Regions from separate parts of the Homo sapiens genome. Here all the other regions are linked to region 4. The links are chromatin loops, found by intact Hi-C in ENCODE. Cell type or tissue: GM12878. All regions are shown on one strand. Each heading gives the region's core, and the rest is flanking DNA. Links, peaks and the distances in the headings are about the cores only. Region 1 overlaps ATP10B (ATPase phospholipid transporting 10B (putative)). Region 2 overlaps GABRB2 (gamma-aminobutyric acid type A receptor subunit beta2). Region 3 overlaps ATP10B (ATPase phospholipid transporting 10B (putative)). Region 4 has its middle 16 kb from the start of PTTG1. Region 5 overlaps ATP10B (ATPase phospholipid transporting 10B (putative)). Region 6 has its middle 24 kb from the start of MIR146A. Region 7 has its middle 32 kb from the start of LINC02159.

Region 1 (4,362 bases), core at 114-4,113, 400 kb after region 4:
TACATGCATCTGTCTTTCATCTCAGCAGCCCATTTCTAGGAATTTATCCTGAAGATACATATATATTTATGAGGCTACTCATTAAAGTAATATCTGTAGGAAACTACCAAAATGTCTGAGCATAGGACACTGATTAAACTATAACCCCATACATTCAATGGAATACAATGCAGTTGTAAACAAAGAATGAGGAAGATCTCTACGAACTGATGTAGAATGACCTCTGGGATACATTGTTAGGTGAAAAAAAAAGCAAATTGCAAAGAAGCTTACATGTTACCTTGTATAAAAGAAAGAAGGAGAAGTAAGAGAATATGTGTACATCTACTTATCTTTACAAAGAGAAACCCAGGAAGTCAATGACAAGAACAACATTGGCTCCCATATGAGGTAGGGGAATGAAGCAGAAGAAATACAGGAGGCAGTGTCACTTTTCTGAGCATATGTTTTTGTATAATTTTGATATTTAGATGTAGTTTAATGTTCTCTATATTCAATAAAAAATTAAATTGACAAAGATGGGAAGGAGAAAAATAAAACTGAAAAATAAACTCAGCTATATTTCAAATAAATAACATAACCTCACTAAAGGGGAGAGGAAGAAGTAACTAACCCAATTAATACAGGGTATTTGACTGTATACTCCTAGTTTTACATAGGATTTCTTTTTATTTAATTTATTATTATTTTTTTAAAGAAGTCTTGCTCTGTCACCTAGGCTGGAGTGCAGTGGCAAGCTCTCAGTTCACTGCAGCATCTGCCTCCTGGGCACAAGCGATTCTACTGCCTCAGCCTCCCAAGTAGCTGGGATTACAGGTGCGTGCCACCATGCCCAGCTAATTTTTGTATTTTTAGTAGAGATGGGGTTTCACCATGTTGGCCAAGGAGGTCTTGAACTCCTGACCTCAGGTGATCCACCCGCCTCGGCCTCCCAAAATGCTGGGATTACAGGCATGAGCCATCGCGCCCGGCCTACAAGGATTTCAAGGGCTCATGAAACATTTATTAAAATAGGCCACAGGCTAGCCATAAAGCAAGTCTCAAAAAAATTTCAAAGACTTGAAATGATAGACATGTTTTCAGACCATAATAGATATAAGCTAGAAATAAGTAACCAAAGGATAACTAAAAAACATTTTCCCCTAAGTTTGAAAACCAAGCAATAACTTCTAAATAACCCATGGACCAAAGAATAAATCAAAATGGAAGTTTCTAAAATATCTTAAATTACATGAAAATGAATATACGGCATATCAAAATGTATGGGATGCACCTAAAGCTATGATTGGGGAAACGATAGCCTTAAATGCCTATATTAGAAAAGAAGAAAGGCTAAAAACCAATTGTTTAAGTATATTTTACAAGAAGATAAAAAAATAAAGAGCGAATGGAACCCAACAAATGTAAACGGAAGAAGGTCAATATAAAAAATATAGCAGAAAGAATTTTAAAAATCCAAAATTTGGTACTATGAAAAAGCTAACTGATAAAACAGAAAAAAGAGAAGAAACAAATAACCAATAACCAAAGGAATGAAGGGAACTTAAGGAATATTAAAAATTCAACTGATATTTTAAAAATAATACCATTGGAAGATATGAGCACATTTGTATCAATAAATTTAAAAATTTATTTAATAATAATTCTTCTAGGATATAGCCCTAGAAAAATAAAGCCTCTTTTTTATAAGAAGAAACAGAAAATCTGAATCATCCTATATTTATTAAAGCAATTGAATTCATTATTTAAAACATTCCCACACACACACACACACAAAAATCAGGGCCCATGTGGCTTGGCTGGTAATTTCTTCCAAGAGCTAAGGAGTACCATCAATCTTATACAAGTTGTTTCAGAAAACATAAAAATAGAAAACACTTCCCAATTTATTTTATGAGGACAGCAGAGCATTGATACCAAAAGCAGATGAACACCTTAAATAAAATGAAAGAAAAATCCAAAAGTATATTATAGGTCAATCTTTTATAAACATAAAAGCAACAATCCTAAACCAAATATTTCCAGACAAATCCAGAGATTGATAGAAAGGCTAATACATAATGACCAGGTGGCATACATTCCAGGAATGCAAGGCTGGCTTCATGTTAGAAAAGCAACTAATATATTTCAACATAAAGAGGTTTAGAAAAAAGAGGAGATAAGTCATATAATCACTTCAATAGAAGTAGCTATGTGTATATGTGGGAACTGGTAAGGGTTAAAGTGAGTTGGGGATATGTTTAGTTTCAGTTTAGTGAAATATTTTTAGTGGTTTGTGGTCAGCCTTGAGTACTTAATTGCCTTACCTACTGAGTACTTACTGAGTAACTAATTGCCAGCTTTCCAAAGGTAGAAATGGCTTCTAGGTATACCCTATTGCCTGCCTCGTTGATTTAGATGTCAACAAAGAGGAGTATCTAAGCAAACACGTAAGTTACTACCAACAGAGCATTGACAAAAAAAAAAAGCTGTTAATGAGTGTTCCAATTCAAAGAGCACTTAAGCTTACCATGCAACTTAAAAGGAACTGAAAATCTGCAGTTCATTAAAAAAAATCTGATAGAGATTTCCCCAAATTTGACAAATTGTGAACCTAAAGAAACTTTTCTAAACTATATTTAAAAAGTTTTGATCAAACATACTGTAACAAAGACCAATCTATCTCTCCATAAAAAATGAGAATACAAAATTGTTTTGAAGGGGCAATTCAAGAATGTCCAGCAAAAGGACATAGGAACAAAACAATGCAGGGGTGTGATGGGCAGTGAATTCATATTATTTTTCTCAAGTTTTTTTCATTTTGTAATATTTGGGGTTATTTTTTAGCTTTAAAATTTTATACTTTTCTGTAATTTATTTTCTCATTTTTAATAATTACTCATTTTAAACTTAAATTTGTTTAGTATTATTTTCTTAAGTAGAATCCCCAAAATTGAATTAAGCTTTACAAAGTACAAAAATCTGTATATGCCTACATTTACTAGTATTAAAATAACTTCAAATATTAAGGGTTATTTTGAGTAAAACAACTGATACTCTCCAACAACCATGGTGGGAATGTAAATTGGAATAATTAATTTAGAAAACTGTTTAGCAGTATCAGTTAAAGCTCAGCAACTTCACTCCTAAATACATACCCAACAGAAATATATATATATACACACACACACATATATGTGCTAAAAGATATGCCAAAAACTGTTCATAGGAACATTCTTCATAATTGCCCCAACCTGGAAACAATCCAAATTTCCATCAAGAGTAGAAAATGTACGTAAGTTGTGGTGTACTCACATGATAGAAAACCACACACAAATGAAAATTAACAAATGACTATTCCATGAAGCAACAAAAATGAATCTCATAATGAGATTTCTCAAACTTTCTTAGCTCCCTTAGTGTCGTAGGAATTTTTTCACAGGTGCCACCACACCAAAAGAAATACATAATAGTTCTGATTATGAAGTAGTAAGGTCCCAATAACTTAATAAATACTTTGTTTTTTTTTTTTTGAGAAACAGTGTTGGTCTGTCGCCTAGGCTGGAGTGTAGTGGCTCCATATGGGCTCACTGTAATGTCCACCTCCCGGGTTCAAGTGATTCTCCTGCCTCAGCATCCTGAGTAGTTGGGATTACAGGCATGCACCAACATGTCCTGATAATTTTTGTATTTTTAGTAGAGATGGGATTTTGCTACTTGGCCAGGCTGGTCTTGAACTCCTGGCCTCAAGTGATCTGCCCACCTTGGCCTCCCAAAGTGCTGGGATTACAGGCATGAGACACTGTCCCTGACCAATACTTATGTTATAATAACTTAGCGGTCATGTTAAAAATACACATAAATTGAAAGAAAAAAACTGATATTTTTCATCCTTAAATAACCACAAGAAATTACTAATAGGATTTGTGTGCCTGTTGGGCATACCAAAGCTTCTTGAATATTGGAATCAGATCGGATTTGGCCACCCTTATTTGTTTCATGTTGACTTTTGTGTGTACTTGCTTTTAATCACAGATACTCTTGAAAATCTGGTGTTAAAAGATATAGCATCAAAAGAAATGTAGCACAATCTAATGTTGAAACTGAACTACTATGGGCTATTATTTCATTCAGTGTCTGAAAGTTGTCAATTATCACTATGTGACTCTAAAATTTAAAAAATATCCTGCTGTTTCCTTATGAGCACATTGTGGTACCCTGGGATGCTTTAGCCCGCAGTTTGGGAACCATGACTGTGGACATGACATTAAGCAAAAGAGCCAGACACCAAGGAACATATCAGTGTGGTTCCATTCACAGGTTTTAAGAACAGGCAAACTTAGTTCTTGGTGTTGGAAATTAGGAATGTGGTTACATTTGTGA
Region 2 (4,000 bases), core at 1-4,000, 1.1 Mb after region 4:
CCATTACTCAAAAAGAAAATCTCTCCTCTACTTTCTAAAAGCACAGCACAATTTTTTACAATAGTGGCTCTCAACCTGAAACAATTTTGCCCCCCAGGGTGCATTTGATAATTTTTGAAGACATTTTTGGTTTTCACCATTTCAGGGATGCCAGTGGCATCCATTAGGTAGAAGCAAGGGATTCAGTTAAACATCTTACAATGCACAAGATAGCCCTGACAAGAGAGAATTATCTGGCTCCAAATTCCAATATAGCCAAGGTAAAGAAAACCTGCTATAGAATGATTATAAAACAAATAATTGCCCTTTCCCCTCACCAGAACTAAGCCCTCCTTCCCAAGAAAAATACTTTCTCTGACTTACATTCTTGTAGGAATTTCCATGAATATTTAATCCTCTCGGGAAGAAAGAAAGCTAAAACATGCATGATGCGCTTCTGAAATATGAAATTCAAGATACTTCCCTTGTCTATTTTCACTTGCAGGGTAAATGCACAGTCAGATGCTTACTTCACACTAGAGTCAAGTCAGAGGATTGTTGAAGGAAAAAAGCAACAGTAAAGGATGTGCTGTAAGAATTAACCAAGAGAAATAGAAACTGGCACTGTCAAGTGGGTACTGCCTAAAAATAGATGAATTAAGTATTCTAGAGATGTAAACTTTATGATTAACTGTATTTATATTACGTGGAATAGAGCGAGGAAAAACTGGAAAGAAAAGAAGAAAAAACCCCAGAGAAGAAAAATACTCAACCACCTTTAAGAGAATCATATGCAGGAGCAATTTCTCAGTAAGCATAAAAATTCATTCTCATTATTGAAAATTCAACGGAAAATTAGGTCTTGATAATAAAAGAAAAAAAGAAAAAGATGTAGAATATTCATATAGTGCCCACACATATCCTAAAACTACTGAGACAGCTTACAGTTCTTGAACATATACCAGGCAACATTTCCTGATAAATATTTACCATAAATTTTTGACATTAATGGTTACCTGACAGATTTTGCTGAAGCAATAGGAAAATTATTAGACAAGTTAACAAATGGTACCCATTCACAATGAAAGAAATTATGACAGAATCAACATCTTCAACTCCTCAATGTTTTATATAAATCTTTCTTTATTGCTTGGTTTAAATTGTGCTCAAGAGATGTAATATAAAATATAAGATTATCAAGGAGAGTTATATTATTCACACTGTGAATATTATATAATGCACTGTGTATTACATTTAACACACTGTGAATAAAGTACCTACTTAAAAAAACATATATTTTAATTAAATTAAGGTTTTTTTCAAGGTGGAGTAGACAGCAGAAACAGTAATATTTGAGGAAGGATTAGTTTATTTGGTCCACCAACTGTTTCCAAAAAAATAAGAGTAAAAACAACTATAACGAAACAAGGTCCTCATGGAATGCAAATGATCAAGAAAATGGCTTTGCTACATTTTAAAATGCAGTGTAACAAGATGGCTAAGATTGAGAGATGTGAAGGCAGTCATTTGCTAGCTATGTGACCTTGAACAAATCATTTAACCTCTCTGGGCCTCAGTTTCCCCTTTTTAAATAGGCTAATAGTGGCTGTCTCAGTTTTTATAAGAGAACTGGTTAACTTGAAGTGCATTAACACAATACCTGCACAAGTTAAAAACTCAATACAAGGTAGTGCCCTGGTTTGGATGTTTGTCCTCCCCAAACCCCATGTTGACATTTGATCCCCAGTGTGGCTCTGTTGGGAGTTTGGGCCTAATGGGAGGTGCTAAGAGTCATGGGGGCAGAGCTCTTATGGGTAGATTGATGCCTTATCTGAGGAGTAAGTTCTCATTCTATCAGTTCCACTGAGAGCTAATTATTAAAAAGAGCCTGGTACCTCCCCCTACTGGCTTCCTCTTGTACCAGGTGATGTCTCTGCACAGGAAGCCGGTTCCATGTCTGCTTCTGCCTTTAGTTGAAGCAGCCTGATGAGGACCTCACCAGATGCAGATGTTCAATCTTGAAATTTCTAGCCACCGGAATAGTGAACCAAATAAACTTCTTTTCTTTATTGACTATACAGTCTCAGGTACTCTGTTGTAGCAACACTAAATGGACTAAGACAAGTAGCTATAATTATTTCCTTATATTCATGTTATGATGATGGTGGAGAATGTTGAGCGCTGTACGAAAGTTCAGGAGGGGATGAGAGGAGAAACGGAAGGGGGATGAGAGGAGAAACCGAAGGAGGAAAAGAGGAAGGAGAAAACAACAGTTCGCCAAAATTGTGCCCAAAATTGTGTGGGCATAATTTGTTTGGAATTAAGGCTGTCTGTGGTCACAGAGTGTTCACACCTCCTTTACTCCACTTTATGCTTCCTGAGTGAACTCATTCACCTATTTTCACAGCAGCCAATTTTAACCTCCTCTGATTTCAATATAAAGTGTTTAGTATGTTCACAGAGAATATGTAAGTCTTCAGGCAAGCCTTTAGTTTCCAGTCCTGCTACCCACTTTGTATCTTCAACCTACTCCTTTCTAAAGATTGTTTCTCCACCAAACTATATATGACTCTCACTCTGTCGCCCAGGCTGGAGTGCAGTGGCACGATCTCGGCTCACTACAACCTCCGCCTCCCAGGTTCAAGCAATTCTCCCTGCCTCAGCCTCCTGAGTAGCTGGGATTACAGGCATGCACCACCACGCCCAGCTAATTTTTGTATTTTTATTAGAGACGGGGTTTTGTAATGTTTGCCAGGCTGGTCTTGAACTCCTGACCTCAGGTGATTCACCCACCTCGGCCTCCCAAAGTGCTGGGATTACAGGCGTGAGCCACCATGCCTGGGTATATATGACTTTTTAAAAGCTGTTTCCCTCTCCCTACATCCCTTCAGAACCAAACTTCTCAAAAGTGTAGTCTTCGACCACCGAAACTCCTCTTGCTACATTTCACCAGTGCGCTCCTGTTACTCTATCTGGGAGAAAATTTTCATGATTTATTTCAATTGATCACTGTGGCATCTGACGCAGCTGACTATTTGCTTCTCAAACTCAGGTTTTAAGACATGATTATCTGGAGTATCTTGTACTAACTCTCTGACTGCTACTTATTTATCTCTTCTGTGAGCTCCTTTTCTGTCTTCCACTATCTAAAATACGGGGCTCACCAGATTTCCATTTTTAGCTGTCTTTGCATTTTGCCTTTTAAATTTTATGTATTCACAAAGTTAGAAGCACCACTTATATGCTGACAATGCTCAGTTCGTCTCTCTATATAACTGCTTCCTAATTTGTACACCTATATTTTCCAATCGCCTGCTGGTTGTATCCATTTGGAGATTCCATGTGCATAGAAAAAAAAAATCACCATTTCCCAAAGTGAACTCACTATCTGCCCACATGCCTCATCCCCTTGACCTCCACTCCCCTTCCTGTCTTCCCTACATCAGTAAAGGATACTATGAGAATCATGGGATTCACCAAGTCCTGTCACTTTCATCTTATAAACACAATAATTTTATATCTTCTTTTTTTGCATTCCTGTCTTAGTTCATCACATCTTCCTGAAATTTTGCAGTAGGTTTTCAACTCATCTTCCAACGTTAAATTTTGCTCCACTTCAATCCACCCTCTACACTTCAGAACCATCTTCGATAGGTGTGAATCTGTTCATGCAATTCTATTGACACTATTTCATGGGCCCCTACAGGCTTTGGACAAATATTCAATTATTGAGCAAGACACAAAAATGGTCTTCATCTTTTGATCCCCACCTACGGCTTCAACACCAAATCTACCCTTTCCTCACTCCCACTCCAGTCTTTTAAAATGACTTCCAAATCCCTAATACCATTTATTTATCCTGTGTCACACCCTCCTCTATGTTATTCTTTCTGCTTGGAACATCTATCCACACACTTCTAACCCCCTTCTTCACCTGACTCGTTTCCATGTAATATATTAGTATATTCCCACTATGCCCTGTGTATATCCTCTTTCAAAGCACTCATGACCCCACATTGTG
Region 3 (4,362 bases), core at 116-4,115, 350 kb after region 4:
TCAGAGGGTACATGTGCAAGTTTATTTCATGGGTATACTGAGTGATGCTGAGGTTTGGGCTTCTAATGACCCCACTGCCCAAGAAGTAAAGATAGTACCTGATAGGTAGATTTCAAGTCTTGTTCCTCTTTCTCCTTCCCTCCTTTTTGAAGTCTCAGTGTTTATTGTTCTCATCTTTGTGTCCATGTGTAAGAAATGGTAGTTTCTCATCTTGGCAGTGGAGAGGAGTTCATTATCTCCACTGAGTGAGATGAATAATAGGAAAAACTACTTACTCTTCACACTGTTGCTTTCATTGAAACAAATGTCACCAGTCGGTTCTGATTCTCTTGTCAAAGGAAGCCTGCACGACACAGGACAGAAAAGAAATACAAAATATACAATCTCATTTTAGTATCAGCAATAATCAAGTATTTTGCCCTTTTCTCTTTAACTGGATGGCTTTAGCTTTAGACACACTTTATAGAGCAAGTGGAATAGATTCCCAGGAAGTTGTTTCAGTAGAAACATTTTATTTCTGCCAGGGAATCAGGTCTGCTACTTTATCTGCCACCATACAGAATGCAAATTATGGTCCCAGAGATCCTCAGCTAAATGCCTAATTGCTCCATGAAATGTGTGCTGGTCCAGCCACTCAGTGCATTTCATCTTTTTTGTCACATTGACTGGTTTCAGAATGGATATGGGATTTCAGACCAATGAAAGTCAGTTCTGAAACTTGTGTTGAAAATGTAGTAGAAGGTCTCTTTCTACTGTATTTGCAATGATGAAGATGGAGACCCAGAGCTGCTGGAAGCCAACATGGGAAATCAAGACTGCAGTTTTGAGTGAGAGGTACCTAGCTTTGATGTTATTTGGACCCCCAGATTTAACTATGATTGAACTTTTCACTTGTGTGAACTATACATACCCTTCTCTGCTTAGGCTAGTTTTTGTTGTTTTCTTAAGCCATTGGGTTTTCTGTTTTTCTTTTTAAAAAAATCCTCACCAATATAGAAAACAGGGCAGTTATCATAATTTTCACTTCATAGAGTATGAAATAGAAGCTCAAGAGAGAGGGCAGGGTGGGAAAATTCAAGACTCCTATTCAACGGCTCCCTCCATTCCATTCTACTGCCTAACTTCTTTCAGTAATTCATTACAGTAACTCATTACAGGAAAGAGTTGACACACTCATTGCTAACTTTACTGACTTTAAACATTTCCACTTTGGAGACAATGAAGTTGTCTTCCACAAGGCTACCAAGGGAGATAATCTATATTATTTTAGCAAGGTAAAGATTATTCACATGCATATGCACACACACATACTCTATAAAAGGCCACGGTAGGTGCTTTAGATTTGGGCAGAAGATCTCCCTATAGGGTCTGTCCAAGATGCAGCCTGGTTCTTGTTGAAGCCCTCACTCTCCAGGGGACAGCTGAACTAAGTCAATGGACAGCCTCGGCCTCCTCAGTCTTGTCCCCCTGATTTTGGTCATCTGCATGACAGCTCTCTGGTGGCCTGTGACTAATCACAAACAAACTCTCCACCCAGCTGACTGACCTGCCTAGGGCCCAGTTCATTCTCAGTGAGTCACTAAACAGAGTTCACAAAGAGAAAGTCCATAGCCCAAATCCTGCTCCTTGAAGGGTTTTGACACAGACACACACACACACACACACACACACACACACACACACACACACATTATTTGAACTACATTCACACATTGAAAATTTTTACTTAAAAAGGGTAGATTTCAAGATTCACATTAAAAAATTCCAAAAGGCTGTCAACATTATTTGCATTCCCACACAAGGACACAAGCTGAATCTGAGTGGTGTCTACAGGGTTCAGGCAGGGCACATTTACTTCGTTCACCGTATTTCCTGATCTGTCCTCCTTTACTCACTTCTGCCACGTACCTGGCTGTGTTTTCAACCCCTGCCCTAACCTTCCTACAACCTGTTATTGTTGGCTAAGCCAACTGAGATGCCACCTTGCCCTCCAGTGGCCGTGTCTGGAAGCAGCCTGGGTCCAGCTAGGTTTCCATCTTAGCCTCCAGTTCCTCCATAAATAAAATGGCACTGCTGTGAGACTTTTTAATTTTCTCTTATCCTTGTTAAATCTTCCAAGTCCTCTGTAGAAAATAGGAATTATTTATTTAAATCAGAAAAATAAGTTAATAAATGCTCTTGTGAAAGTAAAGCTTCCGTGTCCTGCGTGGGGGGCAGGAATTTGGGGAGGCTGTATGGTGGAATCAGCTAGGCACTGGAGGAGGTGTCAGAAGATTGGGACACTCTGTGATCTTTTATACTTTTATTTCTGTCTCTTGACCTTGGTTTCCCTGTCTATCAAATAAGGAAGCCGTGTGTGCTAGATCAGAAGTTATAAACTGGTGGCCCCATAGTCCGTATCCAGCTAATAGACGGTATTATTCCCCCTTATTAATTAGATGCCAACAGCTAAGAAGAACGTTTCAATTAACAATCCAGATTACAGACTTGTTGGAACTGTCTAGCAACAATCACTAATGGTCCAGTGATGGTTAGATGGGGTAAAGTTTTGCCCCTGTCCTCATCTACTTCCTAGAGGTCATACATTCACCTTCACCACCTGTTTTATTTGTTACATTCCCCTTGCCATTATAGGCATTTGCTTTTCCTACTCTCCAGTGAGATGACCTCTAGAAACCCTTTAGCCCTCATTTCTGTGAGTAGAGGCTGGTGCTCTGAGAGTTAGAGACAGACAGTCTGGAGAAGAGGAAAATGTTCTGAGCAAAAAGCTCACCCTGGGACATTCCAGTAAACCTTAATGAATTGCTCCTCCTCCCCACTTGGCCAACAGTTGAAACAGCAAGACGCCCAGGCCTTTGTGAAGGTCCCACTACATGGTTAAACCTAAAAAGGCAACAGCGGATTTTGAAAGTAGAAATATTCTTCCGTTGGGGTTGCTAGCTGAGTCTCTAAGTAATTTGCAATTCAAGTGTCTCTTTGTTTTGTATGAAAATTTGCTGCTATCTGGAAAGTGGGGAAGAGCTAAATTGCATCCTGCTGGTTTTACTTTGGCTGTATCAAAAAAGAAACTGTTAATCTGGTTCCATAATTAACTTTCCTGTTCTAAAAAGGCCCTGGGAGAGAGTCCAGAGGGTGGCTGTCAACTCCCTGCCTCTCTTCTCAATAACTCCTTTCAATAGAATGCCCTGAAAGGAGAATGATTCCAGGTGGGGATTGGTCTTGGTTTTCTAATTTTTCTTCTCCTTTATCACCATCCAACCACTATTTAGTGAATAGCTACAGTGGGTAAGGCACTGTGCTGACTAGTTGTGTGCCTAAGGATAAATAAATCCCTGTGGAGCTGCCAGAGAACATAAGTAAGTTAACTTTCTATCCATCCACCATCCATCCATCCACTCATTCATCCAAAATGAATGAGCAGATGAATATAGAAACAGTTAGGTTTCTATATTATGGCAGACACTGTGCTAGGCATCGGTATGTGATACATACAAAGATGGCTTAATCGACATTCAAAAATTCTAAAGTGGAGAGATGAATTCTGACTAGGGCCTCAATAGTTGGCTTCATGGAGAAGATAGCATTTACATTTACTTTGGCCCCTTGATATTTATGTGCATGCATACATGAGTGCACACACCTCATGTACATGCACCCATACATGTGGATGAAATGCTGGTGAGACAGGCCAATTGATTCAAGTAGAGGCATGTAGGCTGGGAATTCAGTTTGACCATCACCGGGAGACCCCTTTAGCAGTAGAAGTGGGTTTGAACTAACATTAAGTGCTAACAAATTTGAGTACAGCCATGCAACAAGGGATATGTTCTAAGAAATGCATCATTAGGTGATTTTTTTATTGTGTAAACACCATAGAGTGAACTTACACAAACCCAGATGGTAAAGCCTACTCTACGCCTAGGCTGTATGGTCTAACCTACTGTGACTAGACTACAAACCTGTACAGCATGTTACTTTACTAAATACTGTAGGTCATTGTAACAAAATAGTAAGTAGTGTATCTAAACATAGAAAAGTTACAATAAAAACATAGATAAGGTACAATAAAAATATGGTAGTAAAATCTTATGGGACCACTATTGTATCTGTGGTCTGCTGTTGACCGAAATGTCATTTTGTGGCACATGACTGTACTGCTAGGCACTGTGCTAAGCACTTTGCATCTATTATCTTAATGAAATTTCACAATGCCAAGCGTAATTATTGGCTACAGATTACAGACAGGAAACAGACTCAAGGAAGTTCCCAGGGAACACATTGGCAGAATAGATAGTGGAGGTGAGACCTAGGTTCATGTCTCATTCTAAAGCACAAGGTTTAACTTCTAGGCAATATAGCCCA
Region 4 (4,362 bases), core at 219-4,218:
CTTAGTGACAATGTCTAGGAGATGACCATGGGACTGGGTGGTTGAGGTAGATGGAAGACAAGCTCACTGGAGAATTGCCAAGGAATTCAGAGGACAGTAAGTTGGAAGGCATAGACAGAACAAAGGAGCAGTAGTAAAGAGAATGGCAGTGAGCTACGGACAAAATCTTTAAGGCGGGGTGGGGAGAAGGGAATGACACAGGTGTTTGCAATGAGATAAGCAATGGATGGGCCTATTTGATGATATAAGATTCCAAGCTGCAGTTTGAGGGTAGAGGGAGAGAGTGTGGTCTGGAGGCAACAGCGAGGATACAAGAGGACACTATCCCATCCCCCTACTGTCGTACTGGGGAATGGGGTGGAACAGGGGTCCCCTCTTCACTGATGCTGATGGGAAGGCCACATGAGGGTTGGTGACCAGGGAGGGATGGCAGCCAGGGGAGCCCCACTCTAGATGTGAAATATGATGTCTTTTAGGATACTGCTATTCATGACTCATTTACATATTTTAATAAAACACAATTGGGAGTATCACTTCTTGACACTGGGCTTCTTAGTCTAGGCGAAATTGAGTGAGAATTTTTAGAAAGTTCTTTTCCCTAGAAATGGAATAATAGGAATGAATAGTGATATGGTTTGGCTGTGTCCCTACCAGAATCTCATCTTGAATTGTAGTTCCCATAATCCCCACGTATGGTAGGAGGGGCCCGGTGGGAGGTAATTGAATCATGGGGGTGGTTACCTCCACGCTGTTCTCATGATAGTGAGTTCTCACAAGATCTGATGGTTTTATAAGGGGCTTTTCCCCACCTTCGCTCTGCACTTCTCCTTGCTGCCACCACGTGAAGAAGGATGTGTTTGCTTCCCCTTCCTTCATGATTGTAAATTTCCTGAGGTCTCCCCAGCCCTGCAGAACTGTGAGTCAATTAAACCTCTTTCGTTTATACATTAACCAGTTTTGGGTATTTCTCCATAGCAGTGTGAGAACAGACTAATACAAATAGTTTATGCTCCTTGGTCTTTATATAGAGGCATCTAGGATTAAAGCAGAGACCCTCTTTATTGCTTGAAGGATTCTGTTTTGGGACTCATCATTGCCCTGATGGCTGGCTGCATCCGGAACACAGAGGAAGAAAGAGTTGCCTTCAAGGACATGCCATTTCCAGGAAAAGAGCAAGAATGTAAAAAATAAAGAGGTTGAAATGAGTTTATGAAGTTACTAAGAACATTACAAGTGGAATGAACTCCCTGGAGATGTGACTCTCAGGAGGGCAGAGCCCTTTGTTCACTTGCCCTATGGACAGCATATTGTACATCAGTGCTTCCAAAAGGGTGCCTAGACATACCAGGGGTCCCCAAGACCTTTTAGGGGTACATGACATCAAATATATTTTAATAATAGTGCCAGGATGTTATTTGCCTTTTAAATTTCCATTCTTTCACAAGTGTACAGTGGAGTTTTCCAGAAGCTACTCCAAGTATGGTATTATAGCAGAGCAAATGAAGAAGTAGATGTGAGAAATCAGCTGTCTTAAGCCAGATAGTAGAGATTTTCAGAAATGTAAAACAATGTCATGTTAATTTTCTAAATGTGGGTGTTTTTTGGTTTAGGAAAATAGTTACTTTTTATAAAAATATATTAATTATGTTATAATTAATTGCTTTATTGTGATAATGTTTAAATAAATATATTTTAAATTCCTCAGCTTTAATTTCTAAAACTGTAAATATTGATAGGTATAATCCTTATAAACAAAAACTCTTTTTCATCCTTAATAATTTCTTTAAGAGTGTAAAGGAAGCCAGGCAAGGTGGCTTGCATCTATAATCCCAGTGCTTTGGGAGGCTGAAGTGGGAGGATTGCTTGAGCATAGTAAAACACCATCTCCACAAACAGCAACAACAAAACCCAGACTGTAAAGGAATCCTGAGACCAAACAGTTTGAGAACTGCATGTCTAGTGGATAAGCACCGAGGCTCTGGAGTTAGTATGCTTGGTTTGAAACCTGGCTTTGTGATCTTAGGCAAGTTACTTGACCAGAGACTTAATTTCCTTATCAGTAAACTAGGCTATGTCACAGTTATTGTGAGCAACAAATGAAATAATGCATTATTCATTATTTCATAAACGATCATTTCATGAATATTTCATCAAGTAATTTATTGAATACTGTATCTATGTATACAAAACCCTGTGGTTGCTGCTTTGAAGGATGTAAAATGACACAAGCCACAGCTCCCACTAGCAAGAGGTTTGCTGTCAAGGGTGAGATTTCTGGATTTGTAGTTAGCACCTTTGGGTTCAGTTCCCAGTTCCACCCTTGACCAGCTGATCTGACTTTCAGCATGCCACTTGCCGTTGGCTAAGGCCAGATCCTGAAGGCATCTTCGATGGTCCACAGAGCAGACAGTAAATTCCCACTTGCATCTTTGAAGCATCACTGCCTCCTGCCTCAGTTTAACAATTGGTTTTGTCCTTCCCTTTGAAAATGAACTGCACTACCTTTCCTCCCAAGCTAATGTAACCATGCCACTAGAGGGCACCTCCTGCCTTCTCAGTCAGTCGCAGCTTCCTCTAATTTGGAAATGATCTTTCAGCTGAGATGGGTGGTACGTTGGGGTTCGATGTCTTTAGGATTCCTCAGCTTGATGGATGTGGTAAGTTTTGTCCGAAAATCCTGATTGTTTTTTGCTTTTTCCTTTTTTCTTGTTTTTTTCTTTTACATCAGACCTCTTTTAATAAAACTGGGGTGGAGAGGTTGGTGGAAGGGAGGGCGCTGTTACCACCGCCACCTGACATTGATAAGTACTTACTGGCTGCCAGATCAGTGCTAAGTGCCTCACACGCATCGTCCTTTGGACTCTCAGAGAAACGCCATGGGGTGTGGGTATGCGTGAGCATTCATTATTGATGGTTGGAAACTTGGGCTCTGATTGGTTAAGTAACTTTTGCAACATCCAGCTAGAAGGCACACTTGGTACCACGAAGCGGTCTCCATAGAAGCTGGCCTCACCTGGCTGTTAAGTCAAGCAGGGAGCGGCGGGTCTTGCTGCTCTAGGACAGTAGTTCTCAGCCTTATCAGACATAAAAGCCCCTTTCTGTATGAAACATTTCGTAACACCTCCTGTACTACCCTGAAGTGATATCCACAGGCAGTGTGTGCCTATGCTTACATGTCCGCTTACATACAATGCAAAGGAAACCTTCTCCTTTTAGGAAAGTATGTCTTACAAGTATTAGGCTTGTCTATCTACACCAGAGGACAAAGGTGCCGGGCTAATTTCGAAACTGCCCACCAGGGGGCGGCATACCACATTCCCTGCTGCGATCAGCTCGCACAGACAGTCCCCCTCCGTGGTGGCTTTGGCTGTTTCCCCTTCAACTGGAATTGCCCCGTTAGACTCTTCCTGAGGTCCCCGGAGTGGCACAGGGGGTTGTGGTGGAGAGTGAAGCGAAGAAGTCACAGAGCGTGGAGCTGACCCTCATGTTAGTGTGATAGATTTCTAGTCACGTGTACCCACCATGAGTACAGTCAGATGCTTTAAAATTTTAGTTTCCTTACTGAGTGATTTGCTTACAAAGTGATTAGGAAGTAATATGTTTATTTTCATTGATACTGCTTTAAAAATTTTTTTATATTATAGTCAGTGAGCAGTATTCGTTTAATATTTTTCTTTAAATCAATTCAATTTTTCTTTAACATGAATACATATATTTAAACGGAAACTTTAATGTGTCAATGGAAAACTTGCATCATTTGACATAATCGGAGGGTAACCAAGACGAAAAGAAAAAAAGCAATGGTACTAAGTTCTTGCTGATACTGATGCGGTTTCCCACCAAGGATCCATTTTCTCTCTTAAAAGAGTTTCTTAAAGAAATATTTAAGGAAAGCTGTTAAAGATATATTAGCACTGAATTGAGATTATCCTTAAAGTAATCAGAGAGGCTAAAAGAGAAGTGAAAAGGGAATGGTTTTCTCATGATGTCGACCAACATTATTTTATTTTTATTTTTTAATTTCAATAGTTTTTGGGGAACAGGTGGTATTTGGTTACATGGATAAGCTCTTTAGTGGTGATTTCTGAGATTTCCGTGCGCCCATCACCAGAGCAGTGTACACTGTACCCAATGTCCCGTCTTTTGTCCCTCATCCCTCTCACCCTTTCCCCCGGAGTCCCTAAAGTCCATTATATCATTCTTATGCCTTTGCATCCTCATAGCTTAGCTCCCACTTAAAAGTGAGAACATACGATATTTGGTTTTCCATTCCTGAGTTACTTCACTTAGGATAATAGTTTCCAACTCCATCCGGGTTGCCGCGAATGCCATGATTTCATTCCTTTTTGTGGCTGAGTAGTA
Region 5 (4,362 bases), core at 194-4,193, 240 kb after region 4:
GTCAAACACCTCGTGGTCTCTCTGCTGACTCAGGGGATAATATTTTTCCTTCTTCAAAGTAGCCCTGGGAAAACCTGTTAAATATCCAAGTATAAGGCTACTTACAGGCATTGGAATGGTCCATACTCTCTGTGAGAAAAGAATCTCATAGAGTGAAGGAGAGACTGGTTTTCTTTTTTCTTTTTGAGAGAGTGCTTTAAAGTGTTCTTAAATATTATAGCAAAATTGTCCCAAGGAACAAAGAATGTATCACTCATTCTGTCTTGTCTTCCTTTTTTTTCTCCCTTCTTTGGCTTCTGTGTCCTACTGGATAATGCCTTTGGGGATGTGGGGTATCAGTTGACTGCTATAATCTCAGCATTCTACCCAGTATTTGAGATTGGATTCAGGGAGAACACCTTCCACTCTGAGCAAATCCTGATCGCCAACCCTCCCAGAGCAAACTGGTTTTGATAAATACTCGTTGGCCAGTATCTGCATACAGAGGCATATCAAAGGCAAGGCCAATGCACCTCCACCCATGAACACTGAATCTCATTCTCCCCCTTTGTAATAAAGGACTGCACTGCTTATTCTAGAATGTGGATTATAAAGGTGCTGGAAGATGGAGTGCTATGGAGAGGAGCTTGTGGCATATGTGTTTTTCTGAGCTGTCACTTCTGTGAGCTGGGCTGGAGTATTGTCCTGTCAAGTCCTGTCATGATCTAAGTATCAAAGGAGCCACCCACAAGTGGTAAGTCAGACTAGTCTCTCTCTTCTTTACATTACTTGCTGGATCCCAAGGAGGTCACTGCTCTACTGGTTATAATTGCCTGTCTTTTCTTTAGACATAATCCTCTCTTCCTTAGGATCGCATGCAGTGGTGAAGAAATATTCTCAGTGACTGTTGTGGGTTTGCCTTCCCCAAGACAGAGATAGCCCAGTTCCAGGGTTGAGCTTCTCAAACAGAAGCACACATACCTCCAGGATACCCTGGTAGGCATCTAGGAATAATAAAGCTATGAGATCCATATGACTTTGGGAGCATTCATTAAAAAAAAAAAGTTTAGGGGAAACATAGTTCAGTAGTTTGGCCAGTACAAAATTTGAAAAATTTTATTTATAGTAACTAAACTTAGTTATGTTATGGAATCAGAGACACATTTTGTAGGAATTTTGGGGATTAAAAAATGAGATCAGGGATATTTCCTTCTTGCCCTGGGCCACTTTATGCTGATTCTCTAGCATCTACTTTGTCTCCTCCACTGTCAGGACCATATCTGTGGAAAAGTCAGGGATGCACACAGCCCAAGGGGGTTCAGTCAGGGGAGGTGATGACTGGCCGAATCCTGCTGATACAGAAAAGCAGCATGCTCTTGCATGGAGTGAAGCCCAGGGGAGACCAGCAGCTGGCCAGGAGCCGCCTGCAGAAGTCATTCTCTCATTAATCCAGCCTGTTTCGAACAGCTGCCCCAGGTGGAAACATCCACACACCCTGGACTGTCCCCCTACTAGAGGGTCCACACCTGGGAACTGACTGCTATTTTAGTTTTATGCCATGTTCACTGCTGTTTAAAAATAAGACAAATCAACATGGCTCGGGATGAAGGCTCCATCTGGCAGATTCTGCCACGAGGAAAATTAAGTGGTGCAGTGCTAAATGGCTTTCTGAGAGGAGATAGGGATTATTAAGAGGTAAATAAACAGCAAGAGAGGTTTGTAGCCAACTGGATGCCATGGGGGAGCAGGTGAAAGGCGAAATAGAGGGAGGAGAGGATGCTGAAGGCTCCATTTCTCAAGCATCTGGATTTTATTAAGAGAGTTTCAGGCAACTAGAGTAGAGGGGATTTTTCAGAAGGATTAGTTAACTTGTGGAACTTCCCATTCCACACAGGATGATGAGCTGGCCTGGCTGTCCTTCAGGAAGCTCGAATGCCAGGCCCAGAATGCTCAGTGCCATGTCACTAACCCAGGGTGAGAGAGGAATGCCCGACAGAGTGACTGCAGCATAGGGATTGAGAGAGGCTTTGAATCCTGGCTTCTCTGCTTACAACTTGTGTGACCTACAGATCACAATGGGGTTGGGGAGGTGGATTAGACTTGCAGGGCTCAGGGAAGCACCAGAAAGAAACAGCTGAGGCCAGAGAAGCAGGGGGGTGGGGGAGGGGGGGCGACCAGGACCCCTGGCTGGGCTGGAAATAGTGGAGGACACATGTGATATTTACCAATCTGAGGATGCCTAGATATATCTGTGGAGAGCTGAGGATTAGGGTGGGAGGACTGAGGTTCTAAGTCAGCAGATTGGAGCTGAATGGCATGGTCACTGGGACGTTTTTATTAATGGGACCTCATTCATACCCAGAAGCTAGTGAGGGCTGGAACATTTGGGTTACATTAATACAGTATAAAGTTCTTTATATTGGGAGGATGTTTGAAGCCCCAGGTCTGGGGATAACCCACTCCTGACCTTTTTGACCATGTGGTGGCAGTAAAGAAAGCAGAACTGCACATAGAATGTCACTAAGCAGTGATGGCCATGGAAACACAGTGCTTCAGAGGACATGGAAGTCACAGGTGCCATCCAGCAAGATCATAGCCATGGGTTACGATTCTTCAGCCTGGGGGTATTCAAGGATATGAATTGCCTCCCAAATGCTCATCCTTTAACCTCTGCAGATCCAAATGCTGCCTTTCTCTTTTCACTCCTGGGCACTGGACATGACGGTGCACATCTTGTTGCCACACTTCCCTGTATATTACCATCCTATTTCCTAATTGTCGTGTGCATCTTCTATTTTAAAGTACGTAAGAAGCTTGCTAAGAGCTGCGATGATCCTGGGTCTTATATTTCTATATGCACATAGGGTTGGGTATAGTGTTTAGCACATGGGGAGTGTTTAGTAAATATCAATTGATTCCTTGTATATTTTTCTTGAATACAGGTAGTAGAAAGGCAGTTTTTCCTAACCTTTGGCCATTTTAACATCTTTGTTATAGATACCCTAGTGGAGACTTCTAACAATGATATTTTAAATTATTAGCTTACATGTATTGACTACCTATAATGAACCCAGCATTTAACCTCCATTACAGGTTAGCTGCCTAATAATGGAATAGCTTTTATTTTTATCATTATCCCTATTTCATAGATGATGAAACAGGCTCAGAAAGTTATCTAACTTGCATAAGGTCACACAGGTGTGTCTACAAGGACAGATGAGTGATGGTGGTGGGAGTGACATGGCTCAGCATGGTCTCGTGGCTCTGTTTTGGAGTGAGGCATGAAGCTGATTGAGCCTCAGAAGAAGGTGACATAAACCTAGCAGAGGTTGGGTTGAGAACAGGAGCCTCACCTTTTGGAATTCTGATCTCCTTAATGGCAAAACAGAGGCCATAAATCCTTACCCGTGGACATACAAATCATGCCTGATGACAAGAGTGCGGAGCATCAGGGACACCTGAATTCTTGTTTTATGACTCTCCCACCCAGTGAGTTTTGGGGAGGACCTAAAGCATTCTCTCCTGAAATGACAAGCTGAATTCGCCCAAATGGTTTATGGCCTTCTGTGAGCACAGGGTGAGGCAGTGGGAGTAGCATGGGCACCTGCAAAATGGATGCTTCAGAAAGGAGCCTGGTTTGTTGGTGCCAAGTGTAGAGCAAAGGCCTGAAGGCTGGATGCAATGGTCTGCTGGTCTGTAAGTCCAGCCAACTGCACTTTTCATAGCCAGGAATGATAATGGATGTTTTTCTGTTGTCTGCATTTTTCAGAGTCCTCCCCGAGGCCCATTTTGTTATATTATTAGAGCTTGGAGTCGAGTTCTATGGTTAAAGATTTTTTTGTCTTCTTTCATGCAGTTCCAAACTCGAGCCTGTGGTCATTCTTTCTTACTCCCCTTGGGTTAAGCTCGTGATGACTTCTGCCTATCAAGGCTACCGAACTCTCCTTAGCAATATTTAAGCTAACATTTTATGAGTGCCACAGGCACAAAGCTAAGCATTTTACATGCAGTAACTCATTTAATACCTGCAGGCAGCAACCCCAGAATATACTTTTAGGGCAAAGATAGGCTTATGACTGTATTTTGATGTTCAGATAGCCCTGGCAAAGCTTAAATTCTGCCTGGTCAATCAGTTCATCTTCTTTTGGGGGTTTCCTTGAGGGCTGTTATTCAGAGGAAATATTAGTACCAAATTGCAGCTTTATTAACAGCTGTACAAATATGATATTCTAACATAGAGTCTATGTTAAGAAGTTGAGTTGGACCAAGTGGCTGAGGCTATGAGCCAGATGAGGCCACCTACATCCCTTTTCTGAATCTAAATCTTGGTGTGGGTATGTTCAAGTGTGCTGTGGCCAGAAATAAAAGAAAGAGGGCTAACCT
Region 6 (4,362 bases), core at 134-4,133, 71 kb after region 4:
AAAAAGCTAGAAGAGTCTTTAAAGATCACTGACTCTGGGGTGCCATTTTTGTTTCAGTGTGTGTAGTACCTCCTCCCCAGCATTCTGAGAGTGCTTCCTCATTACTGTCATGGAGCTTGGCCTCTGGGTGGTGTTTCTGTGATTCATGTGGAGCCAAGAATTTCCCGTAACCACTGTGACTGGCTCATGAATGAGTATACGGCCCAAAAGGTATGGCTGAGCTGCAGTTCTGGGTCTGAGAGAGAGCCTCTTTATTTTTCTGCTGAGGGGATGAAAGCCTGGAGCTGCCAGAGACCCTCACAGAGAAGGAACTTGCCTACAAGTGGAGTGAACACAAAGGGAAGCAGAACTGATGGATGGAGAAGAGAAACCAGGCTTGGATGACGTTGCTTGATATCTTAGATCGAGGCAACCCTGAATCCATGGCTTTGCAGTTTCATGAGCAATATATTCCATTTTTTTACTTTAAGCCAGCTTCAGCTGGGGTTTCTGACAGCAGAACGCCACGACTTTGATGTTACATACCTCAAGCTCCTTCTTTTACAAATGAAAGCATGGAGACCCAGTGCAGGGAGGTAGCATCCAAGGTCACACAGAGAGGCAGCTCTGAAGGTCAGGTCTCCTGGTGTCTTCAAAGCCTTTCTGTCTGCTGTCCTTCGGTCCTCTGTTTTCAGGCAGATTCTGTTACCTTTGCAGGAACAAAAGCTGAGCCTATGGATGCTCATGATCAAAAAGTATAATTACGGTGAAGACCCTTGCTCAGCTACTCATCCCAGGGTGAGGGTGAGCATTTGGGGTGATGTCCAAGGAAAGTGTCCACCCTCGGCTTGTACAAGGAAAGTGCTCACAGTTGGCTCTGCATAGCCCTGTGGACAGACCCTAGGTACACTTTGCCTGTTTTCTTCATTGAGACAAGATCTGTTTGTTCAGTCTGCAAACAAATGTCACACATTCAACCAACACTTACAATTTTATTAATTTAATTGAACAGCATTAATTGAGGGCCTCCTATGTGCTAATCACTGTTTTGGGGGCACAGATTCAATGGTCAATAAAGGGAGGCTCAGTGCCTAAGCTCATGGAGCTTATATAATTTACTGTGGACATGAAAATAACCAGAGATACATAAAACTAAGGACTGTGAAAAAGTCTTATGCTTGGAAATTTCCCCATACCATGAGAGCATAAGACGAGGGCCCATCTCATTTTCAGAGTTGGAAGGAGCCTTGAGCTGATATGGGCAGAAGGAGCAGGAGTTAGATGAGCAAAGGGAGGTGTGGTTGGGGACTAGGGGACTGAACCTTCAAAGCTGGGAAAAGGGGAAGGCAGGACTTTGAATTAATTCATGCCAGTGTTGACAGGGGGCACCATCTGCCAATGTCCTTCTCTTTTGCCACTTTAAGTCTTTCTGTTCCTGCCCTATAGATTCTCTGAGCCCCCTTATTCCCATGACTCCCTAAGTCAGTTATATAATCTATTTTCCAGCCCAGGACCTTGGATGCCTAAGTTAAGATCTGTTTCGTGCTAAAGACTAGATAGTAGCGTTTTTGTGTGTGAGACTAAACATCATTCCCATGATAACGAGGTCTGCTTTTAAAGAGAAAGATGTGGGTTGCCTTTATCCTTCCTGAAAAGTGCTATAACTTCTCAAATCTAACTTCCGTTTGATTTGCTGTCTGCTGGTGAATGTGACTGTAGTAAAGTTTATTGCCACTAGAGGGCAGGAACACCAAGGCAAAGGACTGAGAAGCGTGAGACCAGGGCTATGAAGTCTGCAGGCACACCCAGATAAGCCGATAGGGTTTGCACTGGTGTGGGACGTGTCAAATTCCAAGCCCAAACTCTGCGTGTCTGAATTCAGATACATCGTCTACACACTCAGATGATTTCATTCTGCATACTGTAATCACTATAGATGCTGGTGCCAGCAAAGAAAGAATAAAAAAGGACTTTTGGTGGGGGAGGTTCCTGCTGTTTATAAAACAACGAAATAATGTGTTGAATTTCACCTTAAAGAGTCCTTTAAAATGTTCCCAGGAGTCAGAGGACCCCAATGTTGGTTCTTAATGTGCTGTGTGACCTTGCTTAAGAAATGAAACTCCTCTGGGCCTAAATTGCCCCTTTGTAAAAGGATAACATGGTGATGTGAAAAGACTCTTCTGATTCAAAGAAGAGAAGTGGTAAAGATGATTGAGACTGGAGAACTGCCCACTTAGATGCCTATTTGTGATTTGTGTGATTTCTAATTCTGGGGGCTCTTCATACTGAGGGAGCTTTATTTTCCTGACTCATACATTTTTTTTTTTCATTTCAGCAGTTGAGTATACTTTAACAGAAAGGAATGAAGAGCTAAGGGTGGAATTTTGGCAGGTGGTGAAGGAGGTACTGTTGGTTCTTTCAAATCGCACCATGACAGTCAGTATTCTCTTTGCCTTTGATGAGGATGAGACTGATATGGGAGACTTGGTGAATATCTGTGAGAGTTACGTGTCTCCCTGAAACTCAGATTAAACCCTCCATTATCCTGGAATCCAGAGCCTTATTGTACTAGCTCATGAACCTGTCAGCTTGAGAATAAGTAGGGTGGAAACAGGACTGCTCTGGGAATGAGGGATGATATATAATGTTTTTCCTGCCGCATCATTCTAGAATGATGGACTATCTCTACGAGGCTAGGCCCCAACAAGAGGTGGAGCTTCTGCCTAAAGCCACCATCTTTTTCGAAGAGTGTCCCCCCAGGTGACTAGGTCTCTAAGGACCTAAGCTCCCTTTGGTACTCCTCTTGCTGCCTCAAGCTGGGGAAAGATGGTGGTTTGGGCTCTACCTCCATGTATTTGGGCATGAAACATCATGAAGACAACAAACCAAAACAAAGCAAAACAAGCCACAACACAAATCCTATATAAAAACCTCCTTTCTCTGGCAGTCCCAGTTTCTGGGGTTCACATTCCCAGAGAAGTTAGTCCCAAAAGACAGAGGGAGAGAGGTCAGCAGGAGTGAGATGAGGCTCTGCTTGGATTCCCCTTCCTCTCCAGACCTTTGTGGACCACCCTCCAGCTCTCTGTGGTCTTTCTCTCCCATTCCACAGCTGCCTGATTGACGGTGAAGGGCTGCTCCATGCTGCTGCTGCCATTCTCACTTAGCAAGAGATTATAAATGCCTTCAGTCTCAATTAATATAGATTAGCACCATTTTCCCCCCTCTACAGATTATTTTAATGGAAGTTCATTTTTTTGTCGGGTGGTATCAGCACCACCATTTTTTTTTTTTTTTTTTGTTCTTTTTGAGACAGAGTCTCACTCTTGTTGCCCAGGCTGGAATGCAATGGTGCGATCTCAGCTCACTGCAACCTCCACCTCCTGGGTTCAGGCGATTCTCCTGCCTCAGCCTCCCAAGTAGCTGGGATTATAGGCCAGTGCCACCACGCCCAGCTAATTTGTGTATTTTTAGTAGAGACGGAGTTTCACCATGTTGGCCAGGCTGGTCTCGACCTCCTGACCTCAGGTGGTCCACCCACTTTGGCCTTCCAAAGTGCTGGGACTATAGGCGTGAGCCACCGCGCCCAGCAGCACCACCATTTGTAATGATTGCAGAGTGTTCCGTTGTGACAGCTCCACGATTTCCTTAACCGTCTGCTCCCCACTGATGCTGCGTGGCCTCTCTGCATCTTGTCACGGGTAAAATCACAAGATCTTAGGGATCATCCTCTCTGGACAGGCTTTTCGTTTTACAGAGAAGGGAGATGGCTTTGAGCTGATGGCAGACTAGGACTAGAATCCAGGTTTTTGGATTTCCCACCCGCTGCCCTTTTCACTCTGCCAGGCTTATTGAGTGTAGGCATAAAGGAAAGACAAAGGGACCTCACAATCCTATGTGCTAGACAATTTACAGACAATGAACACAAATGTCCCCTTACACATTTTTGTATTCTCTTCCATGCTTCTACTAGTAAGTGTCCAAAATACTGTCCCCCGCTGATTGCCTGTTGGACACATTTGGTCTGACCCTCCTTCCTGTGCCCCAAAGCAGCATTTAAAACCCCTCCATACCCTTTCCCAGTTCTGTCCCCTCTCTGCATCCCCCAGGGATTAAATTTCCCAAGGGCAATTGCCACACAGAGGCAGCAACCCAGTCACAAGATGGCTAAATATAACTGTGCAGACTGCAAATAAGCCTCCGGGATCATCTGCTCCTTTGTTTAGCTTATTATCCTCCCAAATCAAACTCCAGAGGAGGCTCGCGCATCGTCCATGTTGGGCAGGACCCGTTGGGTGGATGTTTGTGTCCGACAGGAAAAACCAAACAAACGCAACTCTGCTGTGAGCCGAGTCATTCCTCTTCCCCAGTGGAGCAGGACTTGCT
Region 7 (4,362 bases), core at 135-4,134, 530 kb after region 4:
GAGGACTTCCCGAAAGGTTTTCTTTACATAGATTACATCTCTCCATATTTAGCACATGGGAAATTAGAAAAAAAAGTTAAATTTTTGTAAATTTATTTCAAAATAGCAGTAATAAACTCATTACATATTGACATCAAAGAAATGATATCAATACATGTCAGCCTCTGAAAAACTTCATTTTACCCTCAAGAAAAAAAGGAAAGTGAAAAAGGCAATTAATACTGTAGTATTACTACAAAAACAATTTGAGCCAATGAAAAGGGTCTTAGGGACTTCTGAGAACCATTGGTCTAGGCAAAGACATTGGAGACTAGGGGCTGAAAGTGTTTGTGTGTGTGAGTACATATATACACGAATCTCTCTCTCTCTCTCTCTCTTTCTATAATAATGAATAGCAAATTATTTACTGTGGATTAAATATTATGCTAGTTTGCAGCCATTATTTTATCTAGTCTCCATAATAATAATGAGAGGGGATATGATTATACCCATTTGGTAGATTAAAAAATAAGGTGCAGAGAAGTTAAGAGTCAAAGTGGGACACAATTTATATGACAAATGTCAGAAAAAGATGAGTTAGACTTTTATCTTATCATAACATAGGCTATTGTATCCTGAGATATTATAGAAAAGGGCCAATGCAAACGATTGTATGTGGGGTGGTGGGGGAGGTATTCCGAAGCATGCAGATAGAAAACAAAAAGGCTTGAGGAACACTCTTTTGTGAACAACTGCAGGCTAAAGGTTATTTAGCTTTGGAGTATGACAAGAGTAGCTTCCTGGTTGCATTCTAGAGAGACAGGGAGAGATGCTTTAGTGGATGCTGTCAGGACCTGTCCACATGCCCCTTTTAAGCTGAGGCACTCATGTATTGACAGCTGACTGCTTTCAGTTGAATTTCCCTCTGAGAATTATTCTCAAAGAAGGCTGTTAATACAAGATCACACCTTTGCCCCTGGGGCAACCCCAAAGCCATGACTGATTAGCAGGCATATAACAGTCTAGCTTCCTTGCCTCTTTACAGGGCAACTGTAAAGGCCATTCCAGCTCTAGACCTCCTCATGGAATCTGCTGAAGCCTTTCTTGATTGTGTATAACTGCTCAATGCCTCCCTCTGCCCAGCCCTGTTTCCCTCACTCCTCCACAGGTACTGATCCCAAGAGCACTTCTCAATCAACATCCTGAACTCAAATCTCCCTCTCAGAGTCTGTTTCCCGGAAGAACCAACCTAAGACAAAGACAGATTCCTAAATCTTCTCCCCTTAAGCACAGTTCCCTCCAATTTCTTTTAAATATTAGGTCTCTATGAGGTTAATATTAAGCCTCTTTAAATTTAACAGTGTAATAGTTTCGACTTATACTTCTCCAGCCTTCCAGGGACAGCCTTTTCATTCCATGTTGGACACTTTTGATTTTGAGGGTTCTTTTTTCTACTGAGTTGAAAAAGCCTATCTAGTATTCATGCATTATTTTTAGTTTTCCATGTGTAACTTTACAGATTGGCCCATTCATTCTTCCATGATGCTGTTCACGTTACTATCTGGGTGGGGTCTTTAAATTGAATCAGTGAGGACCTCACCACAGTCTGAAAGCTGAACCAGAAACCATTTTAGGTACTTCGTAGTCCTGAGGTTTTCTGATTCCAGAGAGTTTTTTTTTTTCTGGTAAGTTGTTCATAATGTTCACCCTTTACATGCACCACCTTCCAGGCCAATTTGGATCCCCCAAACCATGGAAAGATGTTAGCACAACAAATTTGCTTCTAATTCTTTTTTCTATTACAGTAAAATGGGGGTAAAGATTTAAGGCCCTTTAGCCCCATGTGTTTCAATTTGACCCCATATGTCTTCTTTCTTGTGATCCAACTTATTTTTGTGCAGTGTCATCTTCCCTGCTGTGTTCTGGAAGTAGGACAATTTTCAGTGTTATTTTTAATCATGTAGCACTCAGGGAGATAATGATATTGATTAAAGTGTGAGTGTAAAGAAGGTGTTTCTTTTTGAGAGGGATATATGGAGGAAGTGTGTTTTGCTTCCAAAGCTCCACTAGGTGGCATTTTATTAAAGCAGTATTGCTACTGTGGTTTTAGAAGTAAGTGCTCACATTATTATTCTTAAAGGGATAGTATTAAGCTCCTCAAAATACGAAAACTCTATATTTTCATGGATGATTATAGTAAGGATTTTAAAACAAAAGCTTGCATATTAAAAAAATAAAATATCCAGATCCATGTCTGCCAAATCCAGCTTATTTTAAAATAATGTTTGAGACAAGATTTCTAACTTGGGCTCTGACGCTAATCTACCACATGACCTGGTGTAAGTCACTTTCTCTCTCTGGACTGATTTCTTCTTCTTTGAATGAAAGACAACAAACAAGTTAATCTCTAAGGTCTTTACTTCGAATACTTAATTTAGTAATTCTATTTCATTCCTTACTGGGTTTAAATTACAAGTTTTCTAATACCATCATCACCAAATTTATAATAAAGACAACATTAGACCATTGGTTTGTTTATAAAAAACTTTGTATAAAACATTGTGGCAATTTTAAAACATGCCAATTTTTGTCATTGAGGAGGTCATGTTAGAAGCATTTCTTTTCATACTGAGTTTCAGAATCTTTTATGTCAAGCCAAACAACTTTATCATCTGACAACCTCTTTTCTATCCTTTCAAGCTGTTGGGGAATTAGTTCCTTTTGAAACCTAGAGAAACTCATCTGAGAGAGCAAGAGAGGTCTTCACAGATAATTATCAGCATTAGCCAGGTGAAGAGGCCCAACTCTTTTGTTCCATTCTGCAAAAGAAACCTCTTTAAAGTTTTCATTTTCCAGAATGCTTTTACTTGAATTATAAAAATCCCACAGAACAGAGGCTTATAATATTTTATGTTATAGAATTTTTTCCCATCTTTCTATTAGCGACAGATAAATAGACTTAAAAAAAAAAAAAAAAAAAAAAGGATAACTCCTTTAGATCCCAAACTCCTCTGGGCCTGTGAATTTGGGCTTAAGGGAGGGCAGTTTAACTCTTTGAGAGCATTGCTGCTCTGCTGTGGATGTTGAATGAGGCTGCACTGAATCTATGGTTTGAAATCTGTTTCTCCTTCATCCCTGCTGCCATATTCACCCCAAATTCACAGAAGACTAGGGCTAGAGCTGCCAAAATCACAAAGGACTTTGCTGGTTGCCTGGCTCCATTTTTTTTTAAAGGGTATTTCATGAAGTAAGCGCCACAGTGGGAAAAAAGGAATGGCTCTTTCATAAAAGAAATTTTAGAAAGACTGTAAAGTAATCCCTGCTCTAATAGCCACGGTGCACATTGGCATTTCAACTCACTGGGAATTCCTATAGCAAGGAAATCTATACACCTAACCCATTGTTTTGCAAATCCATGGATTGCTTTGGAGGGTATAGCTTTAATGTAATAATTTTATTTTAAAGATAACGAAGAAGCAAAGTTTATTCAAGAATAAAATCAAGAATTTAGTCATAATAAAAACATAGGAGAATTGGATTCAGAACCTGAATCTCTTGGTTTTGATCCTATTCTTTTTTCTATACATTCTAATTGCAGATCCAGATCTAGAACATTCTCTAAAATTTTTCAAAATGTAATATGAATTTCATACGCCTTAAAATAAAAATGGACCTAGACGTATTTCTTGATGTTATGTTACTAATGAGCAAAGTAAGACCTAGAAAGGCTAAATGACTGTTTCATGGTCATGTGACTAAATCAAAGCAAAACTCGAGATAAGAGGTAAATTTTTTGGAGTGTCTGTCCATGAATGGTATCCATAAACATGCCATCCATCCATGATAACCCATGCCTTTGAATTAAGAATGAAGAAAATTACATCTAAGTTATTTTATACCTTATGTCCTTATCAGCCATTAATGAGTTCAGTTGAATAGGATTCTTCCTTTTGCCTTAGCAGAAGATTGTGACAATAGAACCGGTAAGTTTTGATGATACCATTGCAACCAGGAAGAGCCAATAAAAATAAGCATTAGATTAGAAATGTCAAATATATAACTTTGAGCATAAACTCACCTCTTTAAAGGTTAGCTTAGACTAGTTAAATGAGAAATTGTATTATTAATAGATTTTTGTATGCAGTTTCAGCTCTAGGTAGCAATGATAAAGAGCACACATATTAAATATAGTGATAATTATAGAAATAAAGACAGTATTTGCTAAGTGTTTATGCAGTACCAGGCACTCTGGTAAGGACTCATCTACTCTTAATACTTACCATAATCCTGTGCTCATTTTATGGAAGATTGAGCTGAAGCTCAGAGAGGTTAAGAGACTTGCAAAAGGTCACACAATAGCAAGTTATAGAATAAGAATTTGAA

Evidence for each region. Peaks named below come from ENCODE experiments on the same cell type or tissue, not always from the same donor. Only the 100,000 strongest peaks of a DNase experiment are listed, where the experiment ranks them.
Region 1: a loop joins it to region 4, with 6 times the contacts of the local background. A loop is called at or near these places in 5 of 110 quality-filtered maps.
Region 2: a loop joins it to region 4, with 5 times the contacts of the local background. A loop is called at or near these places in 9 of 110 quality-filtered maps.
Region 3: a loop joins it to region 4, with 14 times the contacts of the local background. A loop is called at or near these places in 15 of 110 quality-filtered maps.
Region 5: it touches region 4 in a loop (6-fold over the local background); 6 of 110 quality-filtered maps call a loop at or near these places.
Region 6: a loop joins it to region 4, with 9 times the contacts of the local background. A loop is called at or near these places in 49 of 110 quality-filtered maps.
Region 7: a loop joins it to region 4, with 3 times the contacts of the local background. A loop is called at or near these places in 3 of 110 quality-filtered maps.

What each region holds. Positions count from the first base shown.
Region 1 is chr5:160,841,052-160,845,413 of GRCh38, forward strand. All of the region lies in intron 1 of ATP10B (ATPase phospholipid transporting 10B (putative)), which reads right to left. Among named protein-coding and RNA genes, the nearest start is that of ATP10B, 9.0 kb to the right of the region's middle. In GM12878, for the core only: no CTCF peak of the experiment used is centred there; a DNase peak (open chromatin) is centred at 2,350; H3K4me3 peaks cover 638 bases.
Region 2 is chr5:161,534,075-161,538,074 of GRCh38, forward strand. The region is part of intron 3 of GABRB2 (gamma-aminobutyric acid type A receptor subunit beta2); the gene reads right to left. Among named protein-coding and RNA genes, the nearest start is that of GABRB2, 11 kb to the right of the region's middle. In GM12878, for the core only: a CTCF peak has its summit at 1,886 (motif pointing left); no DNase peak of the experiment used is centred there.
Region 3 is chr5:160,785,461-160,789,822 of GRCh38, forward strand. ATP10B (ATPase phospholipid transporting 10B (putative)) reads right to left here. Exons shown (of 26, transcript NM_025153.3): 2 at 99-343. Among named protein-coding and RNA genes, the nearest start is that of ATP10B, 65 kb to the right of the region's middle. In GM12878, for the core only: a CTCF peak has its summit at 1,994 (motif pointing left); a DNase peak (open chromatin) is centred at 1,961.
Region 4 is chr5:160,436,013-160,440,374 of GRCh38, forward strand. No RefSeq gene overlaps it. Among named protein-coding and RNA genes, the nearest start is that of PTTG1, 16 kb to the left of the region's middle. RefSeq lists an enhancer at 864-923 and a silencer at 2,869-2,928. In GM12878, for the core only: CTCF peaks have their summits at 2,534 (motif pointing right) and 3,299 (motif pointing right); DNase peaks (open chromatin) are centred at 2,729 and 3,299; H3K4me3 peaks cover 1,756 bases; H3K27ac peaks cover 1,490 bases.
Region 5 is chr5:160,673,736-160,678,097 of GRCh38, forward strand. The region is part of intron 6 of ATP10B (ATPase phospholipid transporting 10B (putative)); the gene reads right to left. Among named protein-coding and RNA genes, the nearest start is that of ATP10B, 180 kb to the right of the region's middle. In GM12878, for the core only: a CTCF peak has its summit at 2,460; no DNase peak of the experiment used is centred there.
Region 6 is chr5:160,507,240-160,511,601 of GRCh38, forward strand. No RefSeq gene overlaps it. Among named protein-coding and RNA genes, the nearest start is that of MIR146A, 24 kb to the left of the region's middle. RefSeq lists an enhancer at 1,585-1,664. In GM12878, for the core only: a CTCF peak has its summit at 1,717 (motif pointing right); a DNase peak (open chromatin) is centred at 1,742.
Region 7 is chr5:160,968,928-160,973,289 of GRCh38, forward strand. No RefSeq gene overlaps it. Among named protein-coding and RNA genes, the nearest start is that of LINC02159, 32 kb to the left of the region's middle. In GM12878, for the core only: a CTCF peak has its summit at 2,036 (motif pointing right); no DNase peak of the experiment used is centred there.